Regions from separate parts of the Homo sapiens genome. Here region 2 is linked to region 1. Evidence: chromatin contacts called from ENCODE Hi-C or POLR2A ChIA-PET data. All regions are on one chromosome and are shown on one strand. The core of a region is the stretch at or near the end of the contact, and the rest is flanking DNA. Distances in the headings are between cores, read along the strand shown. Region 1 holds the start of WFDC10A (WAP four-disulfide core domain 10A). Region 2 holds the start of ACOT8 (acyl-CoA thioesterase 8).

Region 1 (2,700 bases), core at 147-2,646:
GCATTCCTGTTGATGTTCTTATGCTGGTGACTTGAGGTCCTTGTGCTTCGGATGTGGGCACAGTCTTGGATAGAGGAGTTGGGAAGCAGGATGCACATCCCAGCCCACTCTCCCACTCACAGGATGCTCATGCAAACATTCCCACAGTAGGTAGAACAGCATATGTTATTTGCTTGACAATCTCGGTGAGATTCACATAAGTGTTTGCATAGATATAGTTTAGGCTGCTGCTGGCAGACTTTGATTTCTGGGGATAGCTGTGTTTCTGACAAGGAGAATAGAACGGTAAATAAACGCAGTTTCCTAGAGAACATTTTTCTCAAGCTGAAGCCTCCTCCAAGACCCTTGAACCCAGGTCTCAGTCATGATACTCCTGGATTCCTTCTTCATAGAACTACCTTCCTGCCCATCACCAAATCCTAGTGATTGGTCATATTTTAAATCCTGTCTCTCCACTGTACACCTTACCCCATTAGACCACAATGCCTGGGCTTCCTGGACCTTCTCCACACACCAGCAATCAGAACTCCATCTCCCTTACTAGTCATGGCCTTGGTGAAGTCACCACCAAAGAATCTACAGTCTGATCCTGAGAGCTCAAAGAAGCATGAGACATCTTTCAAACTCTCTCCTAGTCTCTGAATAGTAGAATTCAGAGATGAGGATCAACATGCCTCTTGTCTCTCCCTCTCTTCTGCTCACTGTCACTGTCTCTAGTCTTCCTGCCCCTTCTTTAGTTCCCTTTCCACCACCACTCTCCTTGCCCCTTTGATGATAACCTTAACTTGGCTCTGTGTACCCCAACTTTTGCTTGTCTTATGTCCTATTTCCCTACACTTATACCCATTCTACACCTACACCTACCGTCATAACCACTTCTGAATCTTTACTCCTCACAAATGTGCATAAATCAAATAATAATTGTCTTGCTTTCCCCACTGGATTCTCAGCCCTGGTGCGCCTTTCACTATGGGATGTGCCATTTCTCTCTAAGTATTGAGAAGGAACAGCAAAATATGCAGGTTTCTTCTTCATTCCCATTACTATTCCCAGGGCCAGCTAAGGGGCTGGAGGGCCATGGTTTAGGGACAGTCCAGAGTCTACACAACATTGTGGTCAGAGCTGGATATGCAGAGAGTTTCCAACTCCTAGGTCCTACTCAGACTGGACACAGGCCCTCCATTCCCCCTACCCAATTCCCCCTCACCCATCCAGCAGCCCATCACCTACTCTGCATCCTCTTCTTGTCACGGTATCCTCCCTGGGCCTGCAGCAGCAGCACACAGAGAACCAGGACAGGCAGCAGAGTCTGGGGTGCCATGACTCTGATCAGATCGTGAGCCCTATGTCTGGCCAGGTTGTCACAGACTTCCCTGCAGAGCTGTCTACGGAGAGTGAAGGAAGGAAAGAAGGAATGATCTTTAGCTCCTCACTGCCTCTACTGGCCAAGTCGGAGCAGAGCAAGAGAGTCCTTCCTCTTTTTGCTTGCCCCTGGCCTTGTCGTTCGTCATGTGGGATAGGGCTTCCGCAGGAATGACGCCTCCTCCTTTCACATAACCAGTCTTGTGTTCTTGCCGATAGAATGAAAGATATCATTTATTTCTGCTTTCTAATTACAAAATGTTTTATGGAAAAAAGAAAAGAAAAAATATATTGTTAAAAAGAGTTGCTTAGAATTAACTGATGTTTCATTGCATTATCTTTTAGTTTCTCTCCATATTTAATATAAACAATCCTTTTAATATAAACAACTTTTGTTATCTATTTTTGCCACCCTTATTTAATCATGTAAGTATTTCTCAAAATGTGGATTTTCATAATTGCACAGCTCTCAAATGCTAATAATCAAGTATTTGTATTGTACTAATTACTAATAATCTAGAGAATGTCATATTATTTTTATTTATAAATCTTTGATTTCTTTAGACTAAGAGAGCTAGAATTCCTGAGTGAAAGAGTAAGTAGCTGTTTCATATATAAATGTATATAAACACATACACAGATATACATATACAAATTTAAACACACATAAACACACAGAAAGAGAGACTATTGTAGGGCATGGGACAGAAGGGCTAGTGGAGAAACATAGTAAATATCTTAGAGCTCAGACAGGGGGAGAGACCTATCAGTCAAAGGCTTGGCAGGCTGTCCAGGAGGAGGTGGTCACTGACCTTGAATATCATGAAGGAAATGAACTCTCAGAAGTGAAGATGTTTCTTCTTCCCTAACAGGAGAAAGAGGGGACAACCTAGGGTCACTGGACTCCCAGTAGGCATGCAAGCTGGGAAGAAGATCACCCTCTTCCTCTGATGATGATAATCTTCTAAAGATTTGAACCTCTTTCTGACATTCTGAACTCCTAATGCAGACTCCTTCAGTCCACAGTTGTAATTTACATTCAAAGGAAGCTCTCTAGCCTTTCCCCCATATCTCACCTTATGCACCTTCCTCTGTATCCTTTGCGATATCCTTTATAATTCAAAAATTCTGATATTTGTACCTATAGTTTACAGAGTGGTATTTGACCCTTCCCAAAGGCTCTCTCTTTCCTAGTTTTTCTTTTTGTCCACTCATAAATGAACAATTTAGAGACTGGACACTGTCATAACTATCCTAGCAAAGAGGGGTTATATAGAGGAGAATCATCATCTCAAATAGAAGCTGCATTTTCCTTACCCAAGCATCTTGCAGCCAGTG
Region 2 (2,700 bases), core at 94-2,593, 230 kb before region 1:
GGAAAGTGTTTGAAAACGGTTAATATAAGGAGCTCAAAAACCATTTACAAAATGAATGAATAGACCAGGCATAGTGGCTCATGCCTGTAATCCTAACACTTTGAGACGCCGAAAGATCGCTTAGTCCAGGAGTCTGGGAACAGCCTAGCCAACATAACAAGACCCAGTCTGTACAAAATCAAATAATTAGCCAGGCATGGTGGCGTGCACCTCCAGTTCCAACTACTTGAGAGGCTGAGGTGGGAGGATCGCTTGAGCCCAGCAGTTGAAGGCTCAGTGAGCTGATTGTGCCACTGCACTCCAGCCTGGGGGACAGAGTGAGACCCTGTTTCAACAAATATATAAGAACTAAAAACTGAATGAATGAATGAACGAACATTCCAACGACCATGTGACTGTTTTGTAAAGAGGAGACTGATGAAGGAAATTATCGCCAAGGTGTTTTTATCCGTTTATGAAAGCCATACTTTGTATTTGGGTTGCTGCAGCTGCTCAAAACAATGGGAGAAACTGCAGTTATAAATTCCAGAAAAGCCTGTGAATGGAGTGAAAGTGGAGTGGGTGGTCAAAAACCAATGGCCGTGGAGGCTTAGCTCTCTTCACAAGGCACACAGCAGGTGCTCAATGAGTGCCTGTTGAATGAATGGCCACGCAGCCCAATGCGTGCCTATGCACCCCTCCTCCTCCAGGCAGCCCTCCGGAGGTCCAGCCTCCTCCCCACCCTCTTGGCCCGCCCCGCCCCGCCCGCCCTTACAGGATGTCTTCGCGGATGGAGGTGCCATGGTTGAGGTTGTGGAAGCGGACGGAGACGCAGTCCCTGAGAATGAAGGAGCACCTGTTCTCCCTTTTGTAGGCGCTGAAGCACTCCTTGAAGTCCTCATAGGTCTTGAAGCAGCTGCCCAGCTCCATGGCCGCCCCCACAACCCACACTAGGGGCTGGTCCCAGCCCGGGCCCAAGATCACACCAGGGGTCAAAGGTCACACTATGAGGGTTTATAGGCAGGCGTGGGCCCAGAATGCCTTAAGGGTCCGCCCCAACTGGGTGGCCTATTCTGGAACTCAGGGAGGAACCCTAGGCCTGACCGGGTTACAAGAGGAAGGGGGTGTATTTGCTATCTGACAGGGGAAATGACACTCAGTCCATATTATCCAGTCCCGAGGTTCCGCCTCCTCAGCGACATATCCAGTCACACACAGGATTCGCAGATTGGCATTCATTTTCTCCAATTGCTAGAGAAAGAGGGCCACAGCCACCAGCGGACTGACAGGAGTCCTGACCAATCATAACCTAGATTCCTCCTTCCCGGGGTCTGCAGGAGACTTCCGGTTACTAGGGCAATCTGCCGGAAGAGTCAGGTTCTGTGTATGTCTCCGCGTCTTCCGCGGAGCGGGTGTGCAGGGCCTGCAGCATTGAACTAGATGTCGTCCCCGCAGGCCCCAGAAGATGGGCAGGGCTGTGGCGACCGCGGCGATCCCCCTGGGGACCTCCGTAGCGTCTTGGTCACGACCGTGCTCAACCTCGAGCCGCTGGACGAGGATCTCTTCAGGTAGCCGGCAGCTCCTGCCCAGCATCCCCTCCTTTAGGGCAGAAACTTGATCTTGACTGCCGCCGCCCGGGGCCCCTGGCTCCGGGACTAGTATGGCTCTGCGTGGGATGCACCCTCTGCCACGATTAGGAGAGAACTCGCCCCCAACAGAGCTGTCCTCTCTGCTCTGGCTTCCTCCCTTCCTCTCCGCGCTGCGAGGTCTGCACAGCTGAGCAAATATAGTGGTGACCTGAGAGACCCTGCTCGGCAGCCTGCCCTAAGCCTTCACGGGGGAGCTAGCCCAGAGAGGGCAGTGATTTGCCCAAGGGCACACAGCTGATGGATCAGCCTTAAAACCGACGCCGCAGCTCCTTGTGTCTTCAGTATCCTTTTCTTCTCACAATATCCCGCCCCCAGTACCATTTGGTGGGTCTGGTTTCTCATTACTTATTCTGAGGCCTAAGCATGTTTTTTTCTTTCCCAGCATCGCTGAAGTTCTTGACTGCAGCAAGGGTTTCTTTCTTTCTTTGAGGCGGAGTCTTGCTCTGTTGCCCAGGCTGGAGTGCAGTGGTGCGATCTCGGCTCAGTGCAACCTCCGCCTCCCGGGTTCAAGCATTTCTCCTGCCTCAGCCTCCTGATTAGCTGGGACATACAGGCGCGCCACAGCCCAGCTAATTTTTTAACTTCTTTTAGTAGAGACGGGGTTTCACCGTGTTGGCCAGGCTGGTCTCGAACTCCTGACCTTGTAATCTGCCCACCTCTGCCAAAGTGCTAGGATTACAGGCATGAGCCACCGCGCCCAGCCCCCTGCAGCAAGGCTTCTAACAGCTTTGACCTCCAAGGCTTCTCCTGGCTTTACTGGAAGTTATCTTACTTTGAGCTCCCTTCCTTCCACTTAAGGAATTGTAAATAACTTCTTGGAGGGCTATTTGATTTTTGTTTTTGAAGACAAGATCTGGCCCTGTTGTCCAGGCTGGAGTGCAGTGGCACGAACATGGCTCACTGCAACCTCGACCTCCTGGGCCCAAGTGACCCTTCTGCCTCAGTCTCCCGTTTAGCTGGGACCATAAGCGCTTGCCACCACATCCAGCTAACTTTTTTATTTTTAGTAGACATGAGGCCCCACTTTGGAGCCCAGGCTGGTTTTGAACTCATGGGCTCAGGCGATCCTCCC

Evidence for each region. A loop is a pair of places that touch in the nucleus more often than their neighbours do. ChIA-PET counts read pairs that join two places held with the same protein, here RNA polymerase II (POLR2A). Pooled maps may share reads with other maps.
Region 2: a loop to region 1 is called in a pooled map, with 4 times the contacts of the local background. The contact joins the promoter of ACOT8 here to the promoter of WFDC10A in region 1. A Hi-C loop is called at or near these places in 2 of 50 pooled maps. POLR2A ChIA-PET finds 5 or more read pairs at or near these places in 2 of 52 experiments (A549 and WTC11).

What each region holds. Positions count from the first base shown.
Region 1 is chr20:45,628,435-45,631,134 of GRCh38, reverse strand. It overlaps WFDC10A (WAP four-disulfide core domain 10A), which reads right to left and starts at 1,396. Exons shown (of 2, transcript NM_080753.3): 1 at 1,231-1,396; 2 at 1-265. The coding sequence starts at 1,321. The coding sequence ends at 117. The region is part of intron 1 of WFDC9 (WAP four-disulfide core domain 9); the gene reads left to right.
Region 2 is chr20:45,856,035-45,858,734 of GRCh38, reverse strand. ACOT8 (acyl-CoA thioesterase 8) reads left to right here and starts at 1,343. Exons shown (of 6, transcript NM_005469.4): 1 at 1,343-1,547. The coding sequence starts at 1,420. ZSWIM3 (zinc finger SWIM-type containing 3) reads right to left here and starts at 1,121. Exons shown (of 2, transcript NM_080752.4): 1 at 755-1,121. The coding sequence starts at 909.